2 separate regions of the Mus musculus genome follow, and region 1 is linked to region 2. A link is a contact called in ENCODE Hi-C or POLR2A ChIA-PET data. All regions are on one chromosome and are shown on one strand. Each heading gives the region's core, a stretch centred on a gene start or an enhancer-like site at or near the end of the contact. The rest is flanking DNA. Distances are from core to core; before and after follow the strand shown.

Region 1 (4,885 bases), core at 169-2,668, 70 kb before region 2:
AAGTCACAGAGCAAGCCCAGCGGGAGCATGCGCAAACACCATGCTGAGGATGGTACACTGGTCCATCTTATGTTGGCTGTATTTTACCACCTCAAAATGTGCACAGACACACGTGCGCGACACACACACACACACACACACAGACACACACACACACACAGGTCTATGGACTGGGTGATCAGAACCTTAGTGTAAAAACCTAGGCAGGATGCTTAGAGAGGCTGAGGGGAAGAGGGAGCCTGCGGAGGGAGATCAGGGAGGCTCTCAAGCCTGGGCCCCAAGAGCCGTCCCTTTCTTTTTCCTGTCAGCCCTTGGGATAGTGGCTGTAAGTGCACAGAGTGACATTTACACTTGCAAGGGCAGCCTGACCTTCTCCCCAGCATCATTTCCAATAAACACTCCCTGTTTTCTGCCTCAAAGAGGCTCACAAAGAAACTCTAAAACTCTGGCACACATGGATGCCAGAAATGCAAGGAACTAAAGGTACATCGTGGGACCAGTATCTGAGGGACAATTCCTCATCAGGACTCCATAAAGACAGGCATCCTGGCCAGTGTCATCTCAGCACTCTGACGGCTGAGGCAGGAGCATCAGTCCCAGGCTAGTCTGACTTTCATTGTTGTCTCAGAAACAACTCCACAGAATGTGAGTGTATACAACCGGGTCTGACACTGAGCACACATGCTCATATGTGTGCACGCGGCACCATGAGGGTGCACAGGGCACTGGGCCCACACTGTTCTGATAAGGAGCCCACTGACTCCTTCCATGCTACTGCGTTTGATTTCACAGAGAAAGTGTTGACCTAGCCTGATGCCTTTTCTCACCAGGGGTCAAGCTGAGGCTTGCCATCTAGTTGAGCTAGACACGTGAGTCACTCGGTTCCTGGGACAGATAAAGAAACACGTGGTGTTAAGCTCTCCGTTGAGGGGCTGGCCACCCAAAAGCACTTTTGTTGAAGTGCAGTGGAGCCGGGTGTCATGGCAGAGGCCACAGTCTCAGAACTCAGAGGCGGAGGCAAGAGGATCACTTGGGCCAGTCTGAGCAACACAGCAAGACTAATTGCAAAAAGTAAGAACTAAGACACAAGAAGGAGCAATGGGCAAACAGACTGAGTGTGACTGGGTGCTGGAGCAGACCACTCAAGTCCCTGCAAGACCCTTTAGTGTAGCTGTGATAGGCAAAGGCTGACCAGGAACACAAAACTCACTCACTGTCTGACTGGTTCCTGAGGCAGTCTGGAATTCTGTATGGGTTCTCTCTTAGTTTGGGGTGTCTGTGGGTTCCCAATTTGAGCCCTTGTTAAAAAGCCACTTGGAATATGCCTAGTTTTATATGGCAGAAAGGGGATACAGCAGGCACTGCTGGTAATAGCACACTAGTTGACTGCTAAGGGCACCCTTCCTCTTGGCTGTGGTCCCAATCTGAGCCGGGCCTACAGGCTCTAAAACCACTTCTGGCCAGAGGTCTTGGCCATAAGGCACAGGAGCTGTTTCTCAAAGACAGACTGCCTCCCTTCTATACTCAGAAGGGCAGGGTTTGCAGGAAAGCTTTTGGGAGATGGGGAAAAGGAATCTACTTGCTTCCAACAAGATAAAGGTATGGACACAGGCCGACCTGTATGAGCCTCAGACGCCCGTTCCTTAGGGGCCCCTGGATTGCAGCATTTACTCCCTGGGTCTTGTCTCTAGGAATACAAGAACTTTCTCTAGCTGGTCTGTGCCAGCTGGTGGAGCCCCTGCTTGGTCCCTCATTGTGGGTTTCAACTGCACACATGCCTCTGTGGTGATCTGATGGTCCTGGCCTGCCTCTGTTCATCTGTGAGAACATACTTGGTCACTTGGTGTCCCTAATGTATGTGCACAGTAGGAACTCAGCACGAACCCATCTACCTAGAGAGACAGCACAGTGAGGAAGCCAGGGAGAAGCCTGCAAGTGAAAGGCCCGTCTAGCAGAGGAATGTCTTGGGTCAGGTCTCGAGGCTCCCTAACCAAGATGGGCAACCTGCACCACTGGTGCCTGGGAGCACAGGCTGAAGCTCCCCACGAGAAACGGAGAATGCCCATCCTGGGGTACATGTGGGTCTCTTTCAGACCCAGACAGGAAGTATGGGTCAGTTAGCGGGACAAAGCAGATGCACACGTAATCCTCCCAGCCTCAGCCGGTCTCATGCTCAGTTTGGGGATAACCCTGAATCAGAAGAGAATGTGGCTTTCTGGGCTCTACTGTGCTTTCCTCACACTGGGACCCATAAGGCCCAACATCTGCTACCTGGACTAAGTGAGTCCCAGGCTCGGTGAGTGGGACCATGGCTTTGAAGCTGGGCCCACAGGCAACTGTGTATGATGAAGGACGGCTGTAAGACAGTTGTTATAGTCAGGACTCAAACTATGACCTGGGCTCATGGTATCACCCTGGGATACCCAGGAAGACTCAGGGGCATGTCCCGTACTCTGCTGGGTTATTTTAGAAGGCAGAACATGGCTATGCCGTCACCAAGGATACGGTTCACATTTGGATTCTCCTACCTGCTAATGGCAGCATGGCAGATAAGTCACATGATCTGTCAGAACCATTACACTTTCCAATGGAGGAGAGTAGGGAAGGCCTCAGGGAGGTGTGGATGTAATGCACCCAGGTAAGGCGCCCAGCCCTAGGACACCATGCAGGGTATACACACACACACACACACACACACACACACACACACACACACACACACACACACACACGGGGTGACCATGTATGGGCTGGGGAGGAACCCACACTGACCATGAGTGTCCAGGCCATGTGAAACGCTAGAAAAGCATGAGTCTTCACTGGCTCTTTAACTGGTGTAAGGCAGGTCTGTCACCTGTGGGGTTTGGGAAGCTATTTGTATGGTCTTCACTTCAGACACACAGAGTTTCTTTGTTTTCAAGAACATTCCAATCTGTTCTTCTGGCTGTCTTGAAATCAACGGAAAGGTATTGGGACCTAGAGATGCCCTATCACACTACCCATCCCTAACCCTTACACCAGCTGTATTTTTGTGATGTGCCCCTTGTATAAATTTGAGTATGACTTGGAGCAGCCGTGGGAAACTGGCCTTTTGCTGGCATCAATCAATACTTTCCTGAACAGACACTTGGCCTTGCAGTGGACACTGGTGTCTCTGAGTCTCTGGAGTTTGTTTTCCTTGTTTCTAGGAGCCTGGCCATTGCTCTCTAACCTAAGCAGCTCCCTGGCCTCTGGGAGGTTTAGTAAATAAAATGTCAGCAGTGCTCTGAGTTAGTACCATGCCCTCAAAACTACTCTGAGGACAAATGGACTCTTGGCAAAGCCATGCTGTTTAGGCTGGGCAGCAGGCAGATACGGATGATGCGGGGACTGGCTCCTCAGGTTCATCTAACTACCAGCTGGCTAGCTGAGGACAGCACCTCTAGTTGATGGTGGCAGCCCTGTCAGGTACAAAAACTGGCCAGTAGGCTATTCTCTGCTTCCTAAATACTGCAATACCACTTAGAGCTAGTGTCAAACTCTGACACGTGGTTTCTGGCAGTCCTTTAGCACAGCCTGATAGGGAATAGGTGTGGGAGGTACAGTCTGGCTAGGCTGGACCTTCAGGAACAAAGCATGCACTTGGTTCTGGATCGAAGGCGTAACCTACACTGGAACACTGAGGTGGAGATGCTTGTGGGCTCTAGGAGTCTCTTCTCAGGACCAACAGCTGTGTCTCAGAACATCTGATTCCCTCCCCAAGAATGAAGCCGAGCTCTTGGCCAGGTCAGCCTCTCTAAAAGAGGTGAGCTATTGTGGAGTGGACAGAGGTGGATGGGTAGCCAGGCTCAGGCTTTTACTGTCATGTCACATAAAAAATGGGGCTGGTGTGCCTGCCGGGATGCAAAGAGGGAGCAGACACCTTAGAGATCCTGACTATCACTTATTCACTAGAACTGCCTGGCCATGTGACAGCCAGGCTAATGGCCCCTGGATTTGTGAGATTCAAAGACATGTTGTTGGCACTGGGCAGGGAATAGTAGGGATGGGGGCTGAGGGAGGCCAAGGTAGAAATAATGAGCACATGTCATAGGGTTGATTTGGACAGTGTAAGGCTTCTCTTGGTTTTAGTTTTAGGCAGAGAAGTGTGTGGCTACCTGCTCACTTAGATGTTGGTTCTACCTCCTCAAAAATGGAAGAAAGGTGTCTATACTATGTAGAAAAGATCTTCTGTCCTAGGAGTGCTGGCAAACAGGAGTGGGCTCAAATGCAGATCCAGAAATGTGCATGTCAGCAAGTGCATGAACACAGCACATGGATATACAACCCTGCACTCCTGTCCCAGAGCAAGGTGAAACCAAAAATAGGATTCCAGAGGTGGCCTTAGCCTTGAAGCATGCCCCCTCTGCATTTCCTGGATGTGCTTCTGGGGGTAGCTCAGCAACTGCTTCAATCGGTAGCTAACACCTGAGTCCAGATGTTACTCCCCACTAGCCTGGGGGCAAGGAGAGGATCTGACAGCACATTGGAAGAGGTTCCAGTGAGGTGGGCCTAAGGGTGACCTTCTTGCCTGGGCCTTGTGACATCAACAGGGGATGGGAACAAGTACCTTGTTGGGGTAGGGTAGCACAAGTGGGCTAGGATCCCCTAAGTCATAGGCATGGGTACAAGGGTGACTTAATCAACTACCAGGAAAATGAAACTGAAAGTGTCAGCGAGGGAAGTATAATATGCAGGAAGACACTGGGACCTGTGGTGGGTACAGTACCACGGCCTTTGGCAGGTGTGGCCTCTCCTCATGGTTCTTCACGGATAGGTGCCCTGGGAGTTAAGCTGGGCGGGGCTCTAATCAGACCTTGGAGGCACAGATAAGGGCACAGAGAGGGTGCAGGCTAGAGACATGAGT
Region 2 (5,260 bases), core at 1,061-3,560:
GCCAATTGTCATATTCCCCAGGTGGGCACAGTGGAGCCTTCACCCAAAGGCACCTCACCACTTCTCCTGTCACTGTTACCGTCAGATCCCAGTCCAGCAGGAAAAGTGTGTCCCACAAGCCACTGCTTCTCTTACCCATCACCTGGCTTGGCTGTGGCAATGGCCTTTCTGGAGCAGCTGGAGGCATGGGGATTTTTGCCTTCAGAGGGTCTCCACTCTATCCTGCCATGTTCTTTTTGCTGTTTGTGTAGATATGTGTCCTGCCTGGTGCAGAAGTACTGATTTTTTTCAAAAGACATTTAGATATGACAGAAAGGACTTTGTCATTGTTCACTTCCAAAAAGGAAGCAGGGGAGAAAAACACTGGTACATATGCAAATCAGGCATGGCCACACAGACCTGTGCATCCATCACTTATCAAAAAGATACAGAATTGGAGGCCAGCCTGGGCACATAGTGCTATTATGTACTAACTAACTAACTAACTAACTAACTAACTAGACAATGATAACAGAACCAAACCCAAAGCACTGTTACTAGTCAGGCATGCCCTCTAGCCTGCCAGAATGTGTTAGCCAGGCTCACTGTGAGGCTGTAGAGGAAGATAGGAAATTCAGGGGACCTGGGAAGGGGAAGGCGTCCGTTCAAAAGCCTACAGAGTTGGTGTCTGTCTTCCTAAAGACACTGCTAGGAGGACATTAGTGAAACCTAGCTTGCTCACTTAGGGCAGGCTGCTTGTGGCCTTGAGTTTAACTCTGTTCACTGTCCTCACCCCTCACACATCTCACTTCCAGAGGGATCTTTACACTAAGACAAATGACTGGCTTATATGCGATCTTTACATGGTTTTAAAGGTCTACTTTCCAGGTTTTTTTCCTTGAAACAGTGTTGTAAATTACACCCTTGGAACAATGTAACCTAAAAAGCCATGTCCTTTTGTGTCCATTGTAAATACATCCAAGTATGACTTTCAAAAGGCCTGTGCCTGTGCCTTGGATGTCAAACTCCCTTCCCCCACAGCATTTAAGTATGCCTTCTCCCTGTCTTAATAACTCTGCTGCAGGTCCTTTTTGTGGCATAGTCAAGGGTTTGGTTTGCCTGAGCAGAACTCCTTAGGCTGCTGGTGGCAGGCACCGCTGTGTGAATTGTCCCCCTGAGCAGCTGACAGGACGGCAGCAGACAGGTGTGCCTGTGTAACTTGGTTCAGCTGAAGTGGGGCGTCTCCCTACTCCTGGTTTCTACCCTGTGTTCCCCTTTGTTCTCTTCTCCTCACTGCTGTAATGAGCAGGTCTAATCTGGGCTAGCAAAGGCTGTGAAGGGATGAAGAGGAAGAGGAGACTGATGCTCAGCAGGGAACTCAAGGATGGGACCGAAGGGAAGGCCCAATTGAAGATGGTTCATAGGGACCTCTGTGCCGGACAGGGCAAGGTGGGGAACTTCCGATATCCTGACTCTTCCCCTGCTAAGGACTCCATGATGCAGCAGTTAGCATAACAGCTGCCATGCACCCAGGGTTATATTATGGACCGTTTAGTTTCTACAAGCATTTTGTTTTGTACATGTAGCAACTGAGGCTCACAGTTTCAGAGAGACACCCAGGGTCACACAAAGCCTTGGTACTCAGACTCTAACGGACTCCAGCTCCATACTTCTGCTCTCACCATGATGCCAAGAACCAGAGAGGTGTGAAGGAAGGGTTGAAGTGCCAGGAACTGAAGTCAACTGTGCTCAAATCTGCATTTCCAAAATGACTTTTAGGAAAACCTTGGGAACCTTGCTCGCCAGGGGATGAGATGAATATGCTTTTCGAAGAGCTGATAGTTCCTGGATATGGAGGGCTCCTGACCGTTAGGCCCAAACAGAGAGGGAGTGCCAGCTGGTAGGGAAGCCCATGCCGAAATAAACCTATGGTAGCTGGGGGGTGATGAAGTCACCCCACCAGCCCTATGGTATCGGAGACCTCTGCTCAGCTCAGTTAGTGAGCACCCCTGGCCTGTGAAGAAAAGTGGGGTGATTCAGAAGGAGAACTCAGACCTCCATCCAGTCTCAGCTGGCAACACCTCTCAGAGGCCTGCTGTGCCTCAGGCGTATAGTGCATGAAGCTTTCCCATTTTCCAATGAAGGGACCCCAAGGTCAGGCTGAGGATGTGTCCTCATATCCCTGAGCTGGTGGTCACATTATAGAGAGAACCCTCATCCCTACCTTTCCATCTGCCTCCTTCTTGGTGCCCTTCCCTGTCCTCTAAGGTGAGGAGTCCTAAGACTCAAGGAGTGCCAGGGAAGGAAGCTGCTGGGGGCACACAGCTCCACTGCCCCCCAGTGGTTAGCATGCTGCCACGGCCTAGGTCTGTGAGCTTTTACTGAAAGCCACAGCAACTTCCCTTTCACCCTGTGAAATAAGTGACATCCTTCTTAACACCCGTTATCAATCTCTGACTGCTTTTAATAGAAGCAGCTCACAGTGTGTGTGTGGTAGATATAAACAGAGGGGAAAACTGCTTGCCTCAGGGCTTTACAGAGAGAGGAGGTGGGGTGCTTTAAAAGCGCACTGCACCAGGGCTGCAGTTGCTCTGGGGGCTGGGGAGAGGGATTACTGGAAGACGTGTAGCAATGAATGGTCCATGGTGGAGCCTGGGCTCCGCAGCAGTACCCGTGCCTGTCAACATCACATTTTGCTGCCTGAGGACATTTGTCACAGAAGACTGTGGTTTGCTTGCCTGTCATCCCTTCTCTGAGTGGCCCCTGAGCTGATTCAGAGAACCCACAAACACAGCAAACTGCTTTCCCTCAGCCATGACTTTCAAAGGGCTTCTGAAGCGCATTCCTCTGAGGCAGGTCCTCCTCAAGTGAGTCTTCTGAGGACCTGGGCCCATGCACATGACGTACTACTGCCTGATGCAATGGAGAGTTTGACAGAGCTAACTAACATTGCAAGCATGTTTCTGGATGATTTTAAAATAAACACCGACAGAGTGGAGGGCTGGGAATGTCTAAACAGCAATTCTGAGTGTGAAGGATGGCCGGAATCTGAGTGACTGCAGCTGTGTGGCCTGGACACAGGAGTGATGGATGCAGAAATTCCAGCTGCAGGAAGTCTTCCCTGGCACCTCTCTGATGGGCCGACTGGCTTGGAGGGGGGGCCTGGCAGGCTGAATCCTGCTCCCTGACAGTCGTCTTGGCCTTCTAACCAACTCCATTCTCTGAGCTAGGAGCCTTCTCTGGGCCACCTCCTGACCCTTGACAAGGGCTTCAAGTTGAGGACTCTTGGATGGAAGCTGTTTTTCTGTCACACAGGTGGCAAAGATGGCCAGTTTTTCAAGATATGAGCTATCATTAAGGTCCCTACTAGCTCTAACTCAGCCCAGCAATTGCACAGTGGTAAGTCCCTTCCAGTAAAGCACCAGGCTGGAATACAGCTGCCGACAGGGCTCACACTCACGCTCCAGGTCCTCTGAGACACTGAGTAACCAGATGCAGTACAATGCCCGTGCTCATGGTACTTGCACAATGGACATCATACACTGGGCACTTCCACTGAATGCAGTCAAGTACAATAAGCTCCACCCATGTTCCTGACACAGGAAAGCCCCACTTCAAAGTGCCAAAACTAAATTGCAGAACACGATGAATACAGTCCTAGTTGTGTAAAAATGGCAGCCATTCAGTAGGTCAATATTTACTGAGTAGCAAATAAGAGCAAGGCCCATGTCAGGGCTGGGGTGACAACCGTGATACAAGCAGGCCAGGCTCTGTGGGAAGACAGGTGTGAGTGTGTGCAGATACAAGGGCGGGGAATCAAGAGCCGCATGCCCCAGGCTAGCCTGGGTGAGGCACTGGGCAGGAGAGGAAGATGACATTCACCTTTTAGCAGACTATGCGTGGTTTTAGTCTTTTACAAAGGAAGTATGTTCAGCTATTATTTGCTAGGCAAACATGTATACAGCAAAGAGAAGGCGTGGAAGAGCGTTCCAATTCCCAGCACCAGGATGGGCTTCTATCCTAGTGTAAATACAGGGCTGAGGTGGAGTGAGCCAGCTGTCCAGCCACTGTCAGTGGGTATTGATCGGGATCATTTCTACTCTTTGAGAAGAGGGTGTAGAGGACAGACTAGCAGCAAAGTGCACTGTGGAGGAGCCCATGGCTCGGGGCTATGGGTACTCTCAGGCCTGAGGCTACACCTAACAGAACACAAAAATTCAATTATACTGAACTGCCTGTCTTCCCCTTCCAGGATGTCAGGTGCAGTGGAGAAGCTGTGACCCTCTCCAGGTAGCACTCTCTGGGTGCAGAGGTGTTTTGCGTTTCCTGCCTTCAGCTATAAGTGGGTCCTAGAGTCTGGACCCAGAACATCAGCCTGTATACTGAAGCAGAACCCTCTGGCTTTCATTTCTGGCCAAGGGGTATCTGATGCACCTAGAGCAGAGTCTTGTCATAAGGATGGCAGGGTTATTGAGGAGGGAGGTAATCTTTAGCTCTCTGCCAACTTCTCCCTGCCTTAGCTGTAGAGGGCAGACTAGCAGCAACTAGTATACCTTTGAGCTGTGCATGCAACCTTTCAGAGCCTTGAATCTCCTAGTCTAACCCACCAGCTGCTTCTCAAATACAGGAAGGTTGGGAAGGATGTTGCCTTTGGTCTGAAACTTAAAGCAGGGCAGTGTCTATGTGCTACACAGTTGAGATACATGAGGCTTAAACAATGGACGTGCTAGATGCATGGCCCATTAAGCCAACTCTGTCCATACTTACATCTACAGGCCACAAGAATCAACTCATTTAGACTCAGTTCATAAAACAAAGTGACGGTACTGCATATTAAATGTTCTTAAGACCATCTCATCCTCCTCCTGCCATATGATAAGCATTCCTGCTGGGCCATGTGAGCTGGCAGGGGCCCTGAGATGGCCTAGCAAGCACACGCACCTCAAGTGCCCGCTAGCACCAGTAGTGGTACAAGATGGTACAATTGTGAAGGACTTCAGATTTTATGAGCTATGGATCCCACAATGTCACTGGCATAGTTTAGGATGGGCTAACCTGCCTATCTTAGGCTGAGGGAGGAGGAAAAACTGAGAAAAGTATTAAACACACAATGAGCATGATGCAGTGGTTCTCGGACATGACAGACACCTCAAAGGTGGGTTCTAAGGCCTCCTGTGGTGCTCCCTGGTACCCAGGTGTGTGAAGTGTGTGAATCAGGAAAGCAAGAGGCAACACTGAGTTCACAGATACAGGCCTGAAAAGGCAGAGCCTGGAGGATCTC

Evidence for each region. Hi-C counts contacts between places; a loop is a spot of excess contacts on that map. ChIA-PET counts read pairs that join two places held with the same protein, here RNA polymerase II (POLR2A).
Region 1: a map of regulatory T cell shows a loop between it and region 2 (1.8-fold over the local background). The contact joins two enhancer-like sites. A Hi-C loop is called at or near these places in 1 of 37 maps with a recorded cell type or tissue (regulatory T cell). POLR2A ChIA-PET finds 5 or more read pairs at or near these places in 1 of 5 experiments (embryonic stem cell).

What each region holds. Positions count from the first base shown.
Region 1 is chr16:10,732,514-10,737,398 of GRCm38, reverse strand. All of the region lies in intron 22 of Clec16a (C-type lectin domain family 16, member A), which reads right to left. Among named protein-coding and RNA genes, the nearest start is that of Socs1, 51 kb to the left of the region's middle. Within about 2 kb of position 1,418, at least 1 of the 3 ENCODE cell types and tissues checked has a DNase peak (open chromatin) inside an H3K27ac peak, as active enhancers do.
Region 2 is chr16:10,662,860-10,668,119 of GRCm38, reverse strand. All of the region lies in intron 18 of Clec16a (C-type lectin domain family 16, member A), which reads right to left. Among named protein-coding and RNA genes, the nearest start is that of Gm52264, 7.1 kb to the right of the region's middle. Within about 2 kb of position 2,310, at least 2 of the 3 ENCODE cell types and tissues checked have a DNase peak (open chromatin) inside an H3K27ac peak, as active enhancers do.